Linked DNA regions of Homo sapiens: region 2 is linked to region 1. A link is a loop called in an ENCODE intact Hi-C map of the cell type or tissue named here. Cell type or tissue: IMR-90. All regions are shown on one strand. Links, peaks and the distances in the headings refer to the core of each region. The heading gives the core; the rest is flanking DNA.

Region 1 (8,460 bases), core at 155-8,154:
TGAGTACATTAAATAATTTATATTTTTTAAAGAAATATCCATAGCCAAACCAAGAAGGAAAGTTTCTTTCTTTTTTGTGTGTGTGTGTATCTTTTTTAAAGTATGTGCAATTGAATCTATTAATTACCCTGAGAATTTTAGTTTATTCAGAAATCACGATAGTAATCATATGAATCAAAGGATGTTTTTCTGTCTTTGTAATGCAGTATTAGCTTCCATATTTCTTTGAGTGTATTTTAGAAAAATCATGTTTCTTTTGCAAAATGCCTGTTTTATTTATTTTTTAATTGTAAAATGATTACGTGTCTTATTTTAGATTGAATAGACAATTTTTTTTTTCTCTCAGTGTCTGCAGAATGCTTGGATTTTCTTCTACATCTCAAAGCTCTTTTAATTCACTGCTCACAACCAAATTTACATCTTAATTGCAGAGTTCACATTTAACAATATAGACAGCATAATGCTACTGGTAATTAAGCTTTTACTACCTGCTTTTATACAGTATTCTGAGGCACAGTTTTTGCTATGTGAGTTCTGATCTAGAAACTTTGTATGCATTTAGAACACAAATAAAAGGAATTAGGCCTATATCTTAGATATAGCTAAATACAAGGCAGTGAAATTGCTTTCTTCTGTGGGGGGACCAAATCATGTCTGTCATTTTTATATTCTGAATTTTAATGTGGCTGCTCTATTTTAGTGTTTTGGTTTTTTAAAGACCTAGAAAATTTGAGAGGGTTAAGGGAGTTGAGTCCTAATTTAGTGAATTTAACATACGATGAATATCTGAACTAATTTATTTTGATCTCAAAGATTATACTATTTCTATCATGTAGGACTTAAGATGTAAAAGGTTGATAAGCAGTAGAGCTGAATTATATCAAAATTGTGGGTTTTTCACTCTCCATAAGGTAGCAGTTATCTCTTTGCCATAAATAGCTGGTATCTATTCCAATGTACATTTGCTAGTATAAAAAAATCCTGTAGATTAAAATAGGACCTAAGCAAACTCTTTGTTATATGGAAATTAAAGACACGGTGTACACAATTGAAGGAGGAAAAAACACACTTGTCCTCTTATATCCTCCTTTTATTTTTATTTTTTTGAACACTTTTGATTGAGAATTCTTAGTTTTGTAAATTATTATCTGTTTGAAACTAGTTCTTATAGTGACCAGACTGTGTGATGGTTTATAAAATGTTTCTGGGTTGATTTTTTTAAAGCATATAGGGTGCCTTATGTATAGAAACAAATGTGTACACTGTGTTTTATTTGAAAGCAGGATGTTTTGGGTAAAATCATATATAAAATTATATGCCTCCTAGTTTGGAAGCTTGTATTGAAATATATACATATAATTAAGAATACTTTTAGTGCACTGTTTAGTAATGCTCTCCCTACAAAAAAAAAAAAAAATGCTGTCTTTATTTTGTCAAAATGCATCGAGAGAGATTTAATTCGCTATTTACCCCCACAGCCCTCAGACTCCCCACCCCTAAAACTGAAGAAGCCAATTTGTCCTGCGGCTGTTTACCGTTGTTTTGAAAAGCTATGCGTTGTATCTATATGTAAAGAGACAGTCGCAGGTATAGAAAGGTTTACACATATAATTTACTTAGGCATTCTTTCAAATTGTATTGTCACTATCTCCTCTTCTGTAGTTGTGTAAAACTGCATTCCACCTCAGAGATGACGATCCCAGTTCACATGCTCAAACAATTTAGAAGAATGCCTTTATTATTATTATTTTTAATGCCCAGCATACATCAGGAAAACAGGAAAAGACATGATTAGGAATACATGAGAAAGTACAGCACCAAATAAGCCGCGGCCCCCGGTGTAATAAAAACACAGACAACGGCAGGACAAACTTAATTCTCTACCTTCCGCAGAATCCTTTCCCAAATTAACTGAGAGTCTGCGTGAGTTCTCCTTTTCAAGGCAAAAGAGATCTTAGGTTAGAAATCAAAGGCAAATCCCTCCAGTGCTTAGAGAGTTAAGTTAGTTATGTTTCTTTTGTAGCTTCCCAGAAGAAAAAAAAAAGAAAGAGAGAGAAGGGAGGAAAAAAAATCAAACCCGAGAGTGTGTATTGGGAGCGTTTCAATCGCTCCCTTCTCCGCTCCCTTTTTCTCTGCCCACTCTCAGTTTCCAGCCCCCTTCGGCTCTCTGCACCCTGCCTACCTGCCTGGCTCCTCTCGCTCCGTGCAGCCTCCCGTCGCCTCCCTCCTGATTGGGCAGAGGCCCCCCAATCGGCTGCGCGGCTGGGCCGGTGGGACTGCATATGTAAAGCCCTACTTCATATTAATAAGCTCCAATCGGGGCTTTAAGTCCTTGATTAGGAGAGTGTGAGAGCTTTGGTCCCAACTGGCTGTGCCTATAGGCTTGTCACTAGGAGAACATTTGTGTTAATTGCACTGTGCTCTGTCAAGGAAACTTTGATTTATAGCTGGGGTGCACAAATAATGGTTGCCGGTCGCACATGGATTCGGTAGAACTTTGCCTTCCTGAATCTTTTTCCCTGCACTACGAGGAAGAGTAGGTACCTTTTTTCTTTCCTTTTTAAACTCGTCGTGGGGGTGCGGGGGTGGGGGCGGACAGACTATATCTTTACACACTGATTCAGGTAATGCCCTGGGTATTTTGTGTGCACGACTGCTTGTTTGTGTCTGTCTTGTGTCTTTTGTGTTGAGGGTGATCTCCTAATTCAGTAAGTCGAGAATTGTTCTCTGACTACAATGTTACCTTTGAGGCAAAGCTCAGTGACTGTCAGTAAAACAGCTGTGTGACAGTCACTTCTTATTCAGGTGCTAAGAATAGGCACTTGGCACAAATGCTTAGTGAACTGTTAAAATGCATCTTTTACTAGGACCCATTTTCCCAAGGAAAGATGTTTTAAAATACAATATTCAAAATGATTTATACTATTGAGGGCCTCTTATGTATTTGCAGTTTGACAGATATTTTCAGCTCCTTGTCATTTCTTACCGCGCAGAGTTAGAGGCAAAATTGCACATTTACTAATTCTCCTTCAGAGAACAATTTAAAAGCTAGCCCTATGCAATTCTGAGCTAGAATAATGTTATTTGCATGGTTAGCGTTAAGTCAGCACTTAACTGACAAATCAGTCCATTAAGTAACATGAGATTTTCACACATTATAAATATTTAAGGGGGGAAAAAAAACTAAAGAAGAAACAGTAGTGACTTTAAAATTTTCCCCTTAAATACTGCTCAGAGTGTGGATTTGTCTCGTTTGTTGTGTCCAGAAAATATAGAAAAGTACTTTCGTTCTTACAAGCAGTTTAATTAGTATTTATGGATATCTTTATGCACATGGAAATATATATTTAGATTACTAAAGGGGGGGGAGTGAGTAGGGGGTACGAGAAGTAAGTTAGGCATTTTTGTGTAAATGAGTAGGTGATAAACTTAATTTCAACCTACTGTTAAGATAAAATGTTAGTATATCACGAGAGCTGTCACTGGTTTATCTCCCTTTCTGTTGAGTCAGTTATATTGCTTTGCTTTCACATTACAGTAATACCAACTGTTATAATTCTGAAAAGAGTGCCCTTGGCAAACATTTCTCTCTATAGATTGTGAAGAAAATATCAAACTCTAGAAGATGAGGTAGTGCATTATAGGTAGATGTCCACTAGCTGTCCTTAGTGACTGCATATTGCATTGCTTTGTAATTAAGTAAGAGATGAAAAGTGACTTGCAGTCTCAGTGGCTGCTCCTGTATGTTTGAGCGTGAGTGTGAGTGTGTGTGTGTATGCACGCTCACACATGCACATCCACCCACATCCATGCTCACACAGGGAATATTAGCCAAGAGATGGATTTAGGAGGAACTGAAAGATTATAAGGCTGTGCTTGCATCAGTTTGAAACACTCAAGGGAAGAAACAACCTTAAGATGTGTAAAAATAAAAATGAAAAATAAACAAAGGTAAGACTGCCCGCTCAAGTGTAGTTTGAAGGTTAGTGTACTTCGGGCTGTAGAATTGGAGAGTTTAAGACGTCTTCGTGTCAGGAAGAATGTCTTATCCAAGCACGCCCAGATTCTGAACTTTCTCTTGTAAATAAATAAAGAAAACAAACTTTAAAAATCCCCCAGAGGCTTCTTTTTGAAGTAGTTTCCTTGAATTTAACTTCTTATAGCTAATTTGAATAATTCGTTTAGATAAGCCTCTTAAAGCAGATGCATTTAAATGAAGTCAAGGCACATGTCCTTTTGGCTTTGGCGCAAGATTCAAACTAGCTTTCTTTTGGGCTCAATTAAAAGTCATCTTTAAAAAATACAGATTTATTGTCTGGATGCAGTTCTGATGGTTACGTGGTTCACTGGACAGACAGAAAGATCTAACGCTAAGCAACGCATCTGCCTCTCTGTCTCAATTAATAAACCACAGAATTTATACATGCTATTAATATTCATAGTAATTGTACCGGGTTAAACCCCATCACGTGTGTGTATACACAGAAATGAAACCAGAGTTATACAGTTTTAGGGGCAAATATTGGACAGTTTCTGCTTTGGAGGCTGTTAAAAAGATTCATACCATTTATTGACCACCATTAAGAGAGCTTAAAATGTTAACCTCTAACTATGTATTTTTTTATTTTAGGAAATGTGCCAGCACATTAAAGAACATAATACTTGAAAGCTTGTTTCACATTTAATAGCAGTAATAGCTGATAGCATAAATAGATGAAAATAATATATCTGCTCATTTTGACATATGTGTCAGTCTAATCATTCTAAATGAGTGTGCTCATCACATGAATCCCTTTCAACCTCTGATTAAAATGTAACATTGACTACAGGATTATAGAGCGGACTTAATTTTACTGACTGTTTTAACAGTTGTCACAGCTGTTGGAAGAAGGAAAGGCAACTGAAACACTCCAAAACAGACAAGGCGAGGAGGGAACAGTTTAGTAAATTTCAGCCTGATCACTGAAGTCCAGACATTGAAAATTTAAGTTTCGTGTTTTAAGATTCGTGTTTGGAGCTACACAAGTTTTATTTTGTATGTTTCACTCTTTCTGTTTCAGGGTTTTCATGTTTTTTCTTTTTCTCATCTCTTCTTTTTAAAATCTATACTAATTAAAAAACAAGACAATCCCAAAGTAATTCCATAATGTCAAATTATAGGTGATAAAATAGGCAGAAAGAAAAAATTTATACAGTAACAGTAACAACAACAAAAAAGCCGAGATCAGAGGGGATGCCTTTTTTTTAGGGAATGATAAGAGCTTGGCCAAGTCACTTTAGATGTGATATTATTTGAGAACTCTGAACAGACACTTTAAGTTTATTTTTTCAAGTAAGAATACTTAAACTCTAGACTTGGAGCTCACATGACTTTTCTTCATGTTTTGTTTTTTATTTTTTTTCCCTACAATCTTGAAAACACCTGCAGCCTTAAAGGTATGTGGTGTTGGTGGAGTTTTCAGATGATTTCTCTGTAAACTGCTTGAAGTGACAATCAGCTGCAATTAGTTGTGAGCATTCTTGAGCTGTAGTTTTGTAACCTTGCCCATTACATTACTAAAGTGAGCGGATTAATTCTATTTTCCTAAAAATTAAGTAATCATTGTACATGTTCCAAACTATATATAGTTGAAATGGCCAGATGACTAGTATTATGTAACATATGATTTTCTCCTTGAAGTAAACAACAAAAAAACAACTGTTCCTGAGTTAATGAAATATATATTGAATGGGAGTGGTGGATAAATGATGGGTACCCCATGTTCCACTAGCCCTTTGTGTCAGGGTATTTATGTATTACCCTATACACATTTGGTGGTAAGTTTAAAAATCCCTTTTTTATAGAAAGGACTAAGAAACAGCTTTCATTTCCTGGGCAGAGCTAAGGGTGATGGTGTTGGCTATTTCTTCTTACAGTGATGGTTTCTCATCTTAATGTGTTTATGGCACTGCTGCTTTATTTACTGAGCCTAGTGTGTTGCAGCGGTAATTAACCCATGTTATTAGCAAAGCCCTTGTGGATATCCATTAATTCTCTTGCATGGATGATCATTTTTCTAGTGTTTTCCCCAAATAAGGTATCATTGTTCTGTTTTTTTCCCTAAATTGACGGCATTTGATATATTTCTTTGATTTAATCTGACCTGTAATATATATTGGTCATTTTATAAAGAATAATAATTAACTCAGCTTTTAAAAATGCTAATAGAAGCAGGAGGAAAGATTTTTTTGTTGTTGTTCTTTTTAAAGTGAAAAAAGAAAAGAAAAGAAGGTTTAAAAATAATGCAGGAAATCAGCTTTAACTCTAAATTTTTCAGATCTTACAATTTATAACAATTTATATCTTTGAGGTATTTTAATCAGTTTTTTTCTTACTTAGTTAATAACACTTCAGGCATTTTTGTAAAATATTGAGCCAGCAGAAAAATACTTGTGCTTCCTGGCTGAGAAAAGATAAGGACCATCTCATTAGCCGGGCCATACTTTTGCAATTAATTTTAGATACCTGGTGCTATTCATCAAAGAAGGAAGCTAACTTCTCTATGATTCTATTTAACAATACTTTTGCAATACCTCACTCCTGCAAGAATTACAGACAAAGAAGAAGCCATTCTTTTGGAAGGTAGGCATAATGCCCAATCTCAAGTCCGTATCACTTACGAAAAATTCCTCAACATTTGTTTTAGCTCAATGACTAAAGAAAATATTTCTCTGTCTTACTTGTAAAGTGATGTTAAGCACTGAAGGTTTTGCTTTGTATTATTTTATAAAATAAATTATATGCTGATGAGAGATACTTTTTCATACAAATGGCAATTAATAGCAATGATTTCTATTAAACCAATTAATATCAAATAAACTTTTTAGCATCACTTATCCAGCTTTTAGAAATAAGAGGAGAGGATCTGAGGGATCTCAGTAGAACTTTAGAGTCATTGCAGCAGATAAGCTTTGCTCTGAATTTTGCTTCATAGCAAATTCATGGAAGAGAGAAACAATACAATGTTGATCTATTATAAGTGCGTATGAGCTCCGGCCCTAGCCAGCTCTCTGGAGAAAATCTTTGATTACACTGGCCCAGTTTGTTCCATTTTTATCTCTTTTACATCCACTGGCATTGTATTAAATTGTCATGTCCTAAAGCACAACAGATAGAATGAATTGCAGTTCTCTACATTCTCTGACAGTGAGATATTTAGCCTCTCTTTCTCCAATCATACTTATGTGTATATTTGATAGTGCAAGGATGACACCAAGCATCTCTGCTGCTTGACAATCTTTCCATTGCATTTTGTATGTTTTTGTCATTGATTTTTTTGATAGCCATGTATATGTGGATATACATGAACTATACTATTATTAATAAATAAATACACACATGGTACTTTAAAACTCAAAGCAGTCGATAGGATACCCAGGAGTATATTTGTGTGCATGTATAGTATGCATGTGAAATATGCATGTATGTGGGAAGAGGTAATGTATACGTAGATTATAGGTATGCTGCTAAAAGTATTCATGTACATTTATATAATAAAGTAGATCTCAAGTATTATTCTAATCAGTTAGTTGCCAGTTAAATTTGCCAGGCATGATTTTAACCTGGAATTGGTATTTCAGGTATTTACAGATCTGATTTTAATCTGAGTTTACTTAACTACTGTGTGTTAGACAGGTAACAGGTAACCTAGTAAGTCAATTTGTTTCTGATTTTAGAATTTTCACATTATTGTTATTCATGTATTCAGTATCTGGAAATCATAAATAATTTGTAAAATAGGAAAGAAACTACTGATATTAAATGTATAATTTAATGGTTTGGGCCCATATCCAAGAAACAATTTTGAATTAGCTCTTGGCTACATTCTTTTCTTACACAATTGGGCCTGACAAATACATCTTAATGTAAAGCATGATAGCTTTCAAACAAATGCAAAATATGAATTTCCTTTATCTGTACTACATAAACATATCATTTGCTCTTTTTCTAAAAGCAAATATATAAAACTATAAGTATTATATTTCTATAAAGTACATTATAGATTTCAGAATTATTTAATTTTATTCTAAGAGGTAAGTTTAGAAGTCTGTGAATTTACTTAGTAAATGACTGTTGAGAGAAAGCACTTATGCAATTGCTTTTTCTATTCTAATTCTTGTTCTAATTCATGTTCTTTTTAAAATTCCTAGATTCATTGCCTACCTTTATTTATTTGCATAACATTTTAACAAATTTACTGCTATTGTGTTTTTAAAAAAATTCTGCTAACCGCTTCTTTATGCCAATCTATCAGATCAAAGTTAGCTCCTTTATTATCTGAGGGTGGGAAATGACAGCCTTTTGAAGGATTTACCTGGCCTTTTATTCTTGTTTCAAGTTCATTTTTAGTCTTGTACTTTGTAAGGTCTAGGAAACCTAAGCTAATAAAATAATTTCCATTCAGAGTTTTAGCACACACA
Region 2 (8,460 bases), core at 148-8,147, 120 kb after region 1:
AGCATCTCCCCCTCCCTCCTTCCATCCACCTGTCCATCTGGTAATGAGCCAAAGAAGCCCTAAAGCTAGGCAGAGGGCTAGAGTTTCAATATATTTCAAAGATAATTCATCCTACACAAAAATGTTACAGTGTATTTGGTGAAAAATGATGATATACTTTGTGGTTTTAAGTTAAAAAGGTCAAGAATGCATGTTTAGATCAAGGAACAACAGGCAAATATTTTAGATGGTACAGGCCAAGGAAAAGAATGTATGCAGGGTGGTTAGGGCGTGAATGCTAGGTATTAGCAACAGATTATTGGATCAAGAAAGTGACCCAATCCCATTCTAATGTCATAGGATGCACTTTTATGGAAAGGTCACTGTTTTTTAGAGATGAGGTTGATGATCCATTTATGAAAGCTCTCTTAAGCCTATATGCCCCTTATTAAGCTATTGTCTCTCAGCTCTAAACCTGCTCTTCTTTGTGATATGGGGGGCTGGGATTCAGGACACTAGGAGAGAGAAAGAATTGTATCCTTGTGTCTGTTTCCTATTAACTTGTTCCTGACAGTGCCACTCTATTAAAGACCCATTGCCCTGACATTGACAGTTGGCACAGTTTCTAGCTTTCTGTGACACTCTCAGATGAAGCCCCATTGTGCACTTGGGAAAGCCGAGCACTGGCCACTGGCTTTGACTCCTCTGATACCAGTCTCAGTCCAACAGGCCCTCTTCACTGAGCTTCTAGATTCTGATGTGCCGAACACTTCCTTTTATTCCCACAATTTCCAGAGGCAGTAGTTGCTTCCTGTAGTTACAATCCCTGTTCAGTTTTTGCTCCTGTAATTCTCCAACACCCTTTGGACCAAAGTTTTCATATTGAATTCTCCCTGTTGAAGTGCCTACTGTGGTTTCCGATTCACTGTCTGGACTCTAACACAGGTGGAACCGCAGTTTCCTAATTTTATGTACACTCTTTCTTTTAATGTCACGCCCTCATTTCCTCACAGGATGCTAGAATGTGTGACTAGGGTGTGATGGCATAAGTTAAACAATTTTTCTTTCCTTTTTTTTTTTTTTTTTGTTTTTTTGTTTTTTTTGATTCAGAGTCTCTGTCGCCCAGGCTGGAGTGTAATGGCACCATCTAGGTTCTCTGCAACCTCCGCCTCCTGGGTTCAAGTGATTCTCATGTCTCATCTCATCCCGCCGAGTAGCTGGGATTACAAGTATGCACCAACATGCCTGGCTAATTTTGTATTTTTAGTAGAGACGTGGTTTCCCCATGTTGGCCAGGCTGGTCTTGAACTCCTGGCCTCAAGTGATCCACCTGCCTCGGCCTCCCAAAGTCCTGGGATTATAGGCGTGAGCCACGGTGCCCGGCTGATTTTTCTGTCTTCTTTAATGGGAATCTCCAAGTTTTATAGAATGGCTTGAAAATTACTGAGGTCAGTGAATAACTGTCTTTGGTTTTTTATCTTTTGCTTATGTCTCCGACTTAAACTGATCTGCAATGAAAGCTCTTTTGTAGAATATTCACAGGGTCTTTAGCATTCAATAGTGTCTTTTTTTCTGGTGAGGATTAAGTACAAATCTTTCCACATCTAGCTAAGTCAAACCAGATAAGGCAGATAGGTAAAGTTATAACAAATATTTGCATGCTACTTCAATGAAAGTTAGGGTCAGTTCACAGATTGTATCAGTCTTTTGGAGAATGGATGCCTGAGATAATTTTGAAAAATTTTGTGTAGAACATGGGCTTTGAGTTATATTTTAAAATAAGGAGTTTATTGTTAAAAAAATAAGAGGGAATGCTAATGAAAATGAAATATTTTTAAGCTACATAGATTAATTTCATTCAAAAATGTCATTTCAGCATCTTTAATCATTAAAATGGGATTTTTTGTAATATCAAATATAAAATCAAGAAAATTAATGTGGTATTCTGATCAGTGTAGATAGCAACTAAATTCAGTAATTCAAGTAAAAAGATAATGCTTTAAGATCTCTATTATTAGATTTTGCTATCTATAGCAATTGAATTAAAAGAGTCTCTCCATCTATATAGATGGGGCTATATAGATGTAGTTTAACACTAAGTTATAATACAGCTGAAAAACTGTTTTGTCTTAGTTTTCTTCATGTAGACAATGAAAACAATGTCAGATTATTGATCAAGTATTAATTTAAAGACTAAATTAATTTATAGCCAATTTGCATTTATTTTCTGAACATTGAGCTTGTGGAAAATCATTTCAGTGTTCGGTTAAACTGTGAAGATGTTGCTTGGCTAGGCAATTCATTGTATCATTATTTTGAAAACATAGTTCATAGTAATATATAGTGTATGTCAGGGAAATTCTTGTGAAATTTTAGAATAATCCTTGCAGATCTTCTCTCCGCTGCACAATCACCAATCCACTTGGGAACATTTAACTCAGAATAGATAATCCGGGGAGCTTGGTGTTAAAATGGCCAAAGTGTTCCAGGTCAGGCTGGGGATTAAACTGACACAATAGTTCATGGAAAAATTCTATTAGCACCTGTTACAGTTGGCCCTAGTTCTGATTTTCTTATCTCAGTCTTATTGTTTGAAAAATGTAAAGAAACAGATTATACTTGGTATTGATGAATCTTTGCCTTCACAAACAACATTTTATTTTTCGCATTATGTTTTGTATCAAAAGCTTGTTACATGTATGTACCTAGAACAGTCACAAAGTCTTTCAGGCTCATGACAAGTGAGGGTGTGTGACCCTTTAGCCTCTTCTAGTAAATGTAATGGAAGAGGAACCATGTACAACATAGTTACTCCTCAGTGATTCTACAAAATCCCTGAAAATTTTGAAAGCTGCCTTTACTACGGCACTTTCTTTGCTAATGGGGATAATACCCCTAACTGTGTGTGATATAACAACTATATTTAAAATTGAGGAATTTAAGTAGAACACAGAAAGGCTAGGATTTACTCAGACATTCCATACATTTTTATCCAATGCTTATTTCCTAGCTGTGTGATCTTGGGCAAGTCATTCAACCATTTTAAGCCTTCACTTTGTTGTTGTTAATTAAGAGGATTTTAATAACGCTCCCAAAGGCCCTATCGGTTGTAGGGCTTTGAATGGATTTCAGTGTTTAAAGATAAGTAGGGTACTTTTTAAAAATTCCAGAATGTTACAAAGTATATTATAGAAAGCCTGGCAGATAACCAATAATAATTAAGGAGCTATAAACATAATACTCTTTTTTGAACTTGATGCAAGCCCCTTCATCTATGCCTTTATTTCTCTTTCTAAATCTTAAGTAACATCTGCCTCCTGTTGTGATTAATGAAATAATATTCCAACTTGTGGGCAAGAGGGGAGTGGGTCCAACAGCTCTTGCAAGGGACCTGGGAAATACGCCACTGAAAAGAACGCAACTTGTACGAAATAGGTAAATCCCAAAGCCACCACATTTCTGCCCTGATTAAGGGCACCCCCTTGCTTATTCACTTTGAAGTCTTCTTCCTCTGTCATAACCAAGACAACTCGCGACAAGGAATCCTCTTCAGGAAATGTGTTAAGTCTTATCCGCACTTGTGTCTCTGATGCGCTCCCTCCAGCTTTCTTTTCTAGGATGCTTGGAGCCCCCCTCCTTCGCGGCGTTGGAGCGGGCTTTGGTTTCTGTTTGAAGCCCGGCGTCGGCTCCGGACGCGCGCAGCGCCCTCCGCGGTGGCTCCCAGGAAGTCCCTGGGAGTCTGCGGAGGGAGCCCCTGGGAGGCCCAGGGGTGGGCGCGGTCCGACGGCCGGGTGTCCTTCACGGGGCGTCCTTTCCACCCAGCTGTCCATGGAGCGAGCAGAGCCCCTGGCCGAGCGCCCGCCCGGGAGCCCGGGGCAGCCTGCGGGTGGCAGTGGGCAGGAGCCCGCGTTCCAAGCCGGCCTTGCTCCCCAACCCGCTGCTGCCGCCCGCGCTGCCGGGCTTCCTAGGCCTCCGCGAGGGCCTCAGCAACCCACGGGAGCCCAATCCAGGCAGAGAACCGGGGAGGAACGCCGAAGCAGCTCTTTCTCCCTCATAATTTGAGATGCTATTTTATCATCAACAGTCTGTGTTCAGACAGGAAAGATTGGGCTGAATAAATGTGTCCGGGAAACAGGATGCAGCCTGCGTCCAACCAGAGCGCGGCGGTTGTGTCCTGTGACCCGCTGTGAGGCTGATCATTCTGCATTGTTTACTCTTGTGCGTACATTTCAAAACACGGAATTACATCCGGAAATCTGGGTGAAAACGACATGGTCCCTAATTGTAAAGTTTTTTCACAGGACTTCAGATAAATGCAGTCATCTGTATACCTCAAGAGTGGATTTATTTATTTGGGATTTTTTTTTAAGACTTTATTTTTAAAATAACTAATGGGTACTAGGCTTAATACCTGGGTGATGAAATAACCTGCACAGCAAACCCACATGACACAATTTTACCCATGGAACAAGCTGCACATGTACCCCTGAACTTAAAAGTTAAAAAACAAAACAAAACAAAAACCCAGCACTTTTAGGCTGACAGCAAAATTGAGCAAAAAGTACAGAGTTAATATCCCCTGACCCGCCCCCCTTCATCCATACCCTCCCTCATTATCAACATTTCCCAGTAGACTGGTACATTTGTTAACAATCGATGAATCCGCATGGATACGTCATTATTACCCAAAGAAGTCCATAGTTTATGTGGGGGTTCACTCTTGGTGTTATACATTCTGTGGGTTTTGACAAATGTATAATGACACGTATCTACCATTATAGTATTACATAGAATGGTTTCAGTGTCCTAAAAATCCTCTCTGCTCTGCCTAGTCACCCTTCCCTTCCCCAACCCCCGGCCAAAATGGATTTAAAAGAAAAATAACGTATCAGACCAGAAGTTTCTCCCTAATTAGTTGCTTGTTTTCCTCATGGACTGCTTCCGGCTCCTAGAGAAGACATCATAGCATGAAGCATTCTTGCACGGTTTAGGTTTTGTTAACAGGGGCTATTAGTGTGTGTGACTTCTTAATCCCCCTTCTGCTGAGGGGCATCTCCAGCCCAGTTTTAATTAACAGGGAAATGCTCATATTATTTTGGTACACTGATTATAGGCGAAGCCTAAGTGGAAGTCACTTTGGTGTCCCAAGGGATTTCCGTGTTAAAAATGCATAGGGTACCTTTTTCTTCTCTTTCTTTTTTTTTTTTTCCTGTTAATTCTCCTCCTCCATGAACTCCAGATAAGCAGCAGGCCCGAGCCAGATTTCATTACTATCACGCACTCTTCATGGTCATCTTTTAATATTTGAAAGGATCATTTGTTAACTGGAAATGGTCAATTTTTTTTTCTTTGGCTTTTGAAATATAATTTTCAATTTTTAATTTGATTCATTTAGATGAAATCATTAATCAGGGTTGAAACTGAGTTAATTTTCTGGAAAATAAATGAGGTTGTTAGAGTGAACATTATTAAGTGGGCTCTTTGTAAGAAAGGGATAATAGCTGAAAATATGGAATACTTGGAGAACTGTAGCACTTGGGTAAAAATCGAAAGGATTTTTTTTCCTTGTTAAGTGGAATAATTCATTTTCAAAATTAGATCAGAGGATTTTTAGCATTAAGCATAATAAACACCCCATTAATTATATTAGAAATTGTAAATAGCAAAGCTTCAAGAAATTGTAAGGAAAGTACACTGTGTAAAGTTCTTCTTGTTGTGAGATGTTAGGACATATACTTTCTGATGTGGTTTTACTTTTTCTTTTGAAATGACTTGTGAACCAGTACTAGCTTTGGTATATTTCATCTCTTGTGTCTCTGGTTAAATTTTCAAGATCTTTAATTGTGGGTTGATTATAAAATAAATCAGAAAAAATTTATTGGAACCCCCTATGAATATCTAAACCTCTAATATTTTTCATTTTCTGACACTTTGCAATCTGATTTGCAACCAATCTCCTTCAGATAATCTTCTTTTTTAACTACATGTACCATACCCATAACTTCACCTAAGTTCCCAGATCCCTCTTGCACTCAAGCATTCAATTTATAACATATTATTTTAAATATTGATTATTTAATATTTCTTTCTATAGGTATGTTTTCTTCCTTACCTAGATTTCAAAAGCTTTGAGTGTCAGAATTGTGTCTTTGTATACCATATGCTCTTCTCTGCACACAGTAGGCATTAAATTAATTCTTTTTGACTGACTGACTCAGTGAATTATGGGAAACTGATGAGGTATACAAATAGCTTAGAAGCAAACCCAGATCCCAGACCATATCAAGCCTCTTTTTTTTTTCCAGCCAAACCTGGATCAAGTTTTAGCCATTAAAGAAGAAAGCATATTTCACTGACTTGCTGTGAGAGCACAGCATGACTTTAAGTGATTAGGATGGTGAGCAAAATACCCTTCCCAAGAAAACAAAGAAAGCTGAGATTTGGCCAGACATCCAGCCACCTCAATTCACCATTTAAGTAAGATGCAGGTCACTGGAGAATTCCCTGCTCATTGTTGCTTCTAATTGTTGCCTCCATTTTTTCATTTCTTACAGTCTCACAAGGTGGGTTGTTCCATATGAACAATTTCTTTCAGCGATTTTTGTTGAATATTCTATATAGAGAAGTTCCCATTAATGCAGTTCAAGAGATTTTTATTGGCACTCCCACAAATGCCACATCTATTTGCAGATACATGTAGCAGCCACAGTCCACTCAGCCACCAGAGGTTCCAAGCTAAACCTGCTTAGAGCTTAAATTTAGCTGGCAGGATGAATTGCACCATAGATTCAACCTGTCTATGTGTTTCTCTACAGTTTTTCTATTCACAGTTCTATATTTCCTATAAAACAATATAAATGGAGGATTAAATTGAACTATTGGTCTTTAGAAGTCAACATGTATCTCAAAGATGCCCTTCCATTCCTTGATCTTGGTAAGTTAATATGTATGAAGTATTCAGGGCAGTGAATGTTCCACAATATACATTTAATAAATGTAAATTATTGTTATTATTATTCACTGAAACAATAAAGAAGGGAAAAGCCTATATGGGTTGATAGGTATACTGTGGAATATTGTATGTGAATGTGGATGTACATATGTGTCACCCTTCACACTGTAGGTTGAATGAAGGTCTTTCTAAAATACGAGTATGATCAAGTCACTCATTTTCTGTCCCCTTCATTTATCCACACTACGTCACTCCTTAAATCCATCAGTGGCTCTAGAAGTATTATAAGCTGAAATCTCCATTTCATTGAGTGATTTCTCAGGATCTACAGGACCAAGTCCCTTCATACATTTCACATTTTGTAGTATCTCAGTTATCAGTAATCCACATTTCCAAATCAGCACTGTCAAATAGAACTTTCTGCAGTTATGGGAGTGTTCCATGATTCCACTGTCTAATATGATAGTCACTGACAACATGTGACTGGGAAGCATTTGAAATACAGCTAGGGTACCTGAGTAGCAGCATTTGAAATTTTATTTTATTTTAATTAAGTTACATAACACATGTTAGAAAACACAGTTCCAAATCCTGCTTTTTCCTGCTTTTCTGCCACAGCTGTTCTCTGTGACTGAAATATCCTTCCATCTTCTTCATGCACAGACACCTTCGCAACTCAACACAGTGATGCCCAAGTTCCTTCTTTGACCTCTCCAGAAAGAGTTCAGTTTTCTTTCTTATACTCCTTCTAGGGTCTAGCCCATGCTTTTATTAAAATGCAAGCATTATACGGCTGTAATTATTTTCCTGTGTACCGGCCTGACTGTGACAGTGAGCCCTGGAAAGAATGCTCTGGTATTGTCTCATGCCTAGCACAGTGCCTGGTGCGTAATAAGCACATTGTACACATTTGAATAAATGGAATTGGGTGACTATAATGAGGCCAACAGGTAAAGCCAATTTCTCTTAGCTGTAATAGACAATTAAATGTGGGTAAATGTGGGTTCTGTTTATTACTATTATTGTTATTATTATTATTGGATAGGGAAATTTTAAACATTTAAAAAGGATAACAGAAACTCCTGTAGTTGGTCAGCAGCTCTTACCTGTATCACAAACATGGTAGATCTCCAAAGGGCCAAAAAAACCCAATATATATTTTTAATTAATTAACCTGCCCCCTCTGGTATTTACAATACATTTAACACTAGGAATTGTATAGCCTTAGTACTCAGGATGCCATGGCCAGATCAGATTTGGCCCAAGTCATATTGTAGACAGATGCAAACATATGCCACTGATTGCAAAAAAATTAAATTTAGTTACTGTTTGGACGAGGAAGCCTAAGCTGGGATTCACTTATTTCGAAATTGACTGCATTGTAATGGTTTAGCCATCTGTCCCACATGTGAAACGTTCAGCTCACATATACTTGGAGCATTGATATTGGCTAGTGGTGTTGGCCAAAGTGAATGCAAATGTTTAATGTTCACAAACAGAAATTGGTTTAGAGATAGCTGGTCTGTTCT

Evidence for each region. A loop is a pair of places that touch in the nucleus more often than their neighbours do. Peaks named below come from ENCODE experiments on the same cell type or tissue, not always from the same donor. Only the 100,000 strongest peaks of a DNase experiment are listed, where the experiment ranks them.
Region 2: it touches region 1 in a loop (2.0-fold over the local background); 16 of 110 quality-filtered maps call a loop at or near these places.

Annotation. Positions count from the first base shown.
Region 1 is chr1:216,717,320-216,725,779 of GRCh38, reverse strand. ESRRG (estrogen related receptor gamma) reads left to right here and starts at 2,351. Exons shown (of 7, transcript NM_001438.4): 1 at 2,351-2,536. The coding sequence starts at 2,481. In IMR-90, for the core only: no CTCF peak of the experiment used is centred there; no DNase peak of the experiment used is centred there; H3K4me3 peaks cover 1,350 bases.
Region 2 is chr1:216,596,551-216,605,010 of GRCh38, reverse strand. All of the region lies in intron 3 of ESRRG (estrogen related receptor gamma), which reads left to right. Among named protein-coding and RNA genes, the nearest start is that of ESRRG, 120 kb to the left of the region's middle. RefSeq lists enhancers at 3,512-3,611, 3,992-4,091, 3,937-4,505, 6,047-6,774 and a silencer at 3,712-3,891. In IMR-90, for the core only: a CTCF peak has its summit at 3,680; DNase peaks (open chromatin) are centred at 3,670 and 4,140; H3K4me3 peaks cover 1,140 bases; H3K27ac peaks cover 1,040 bases.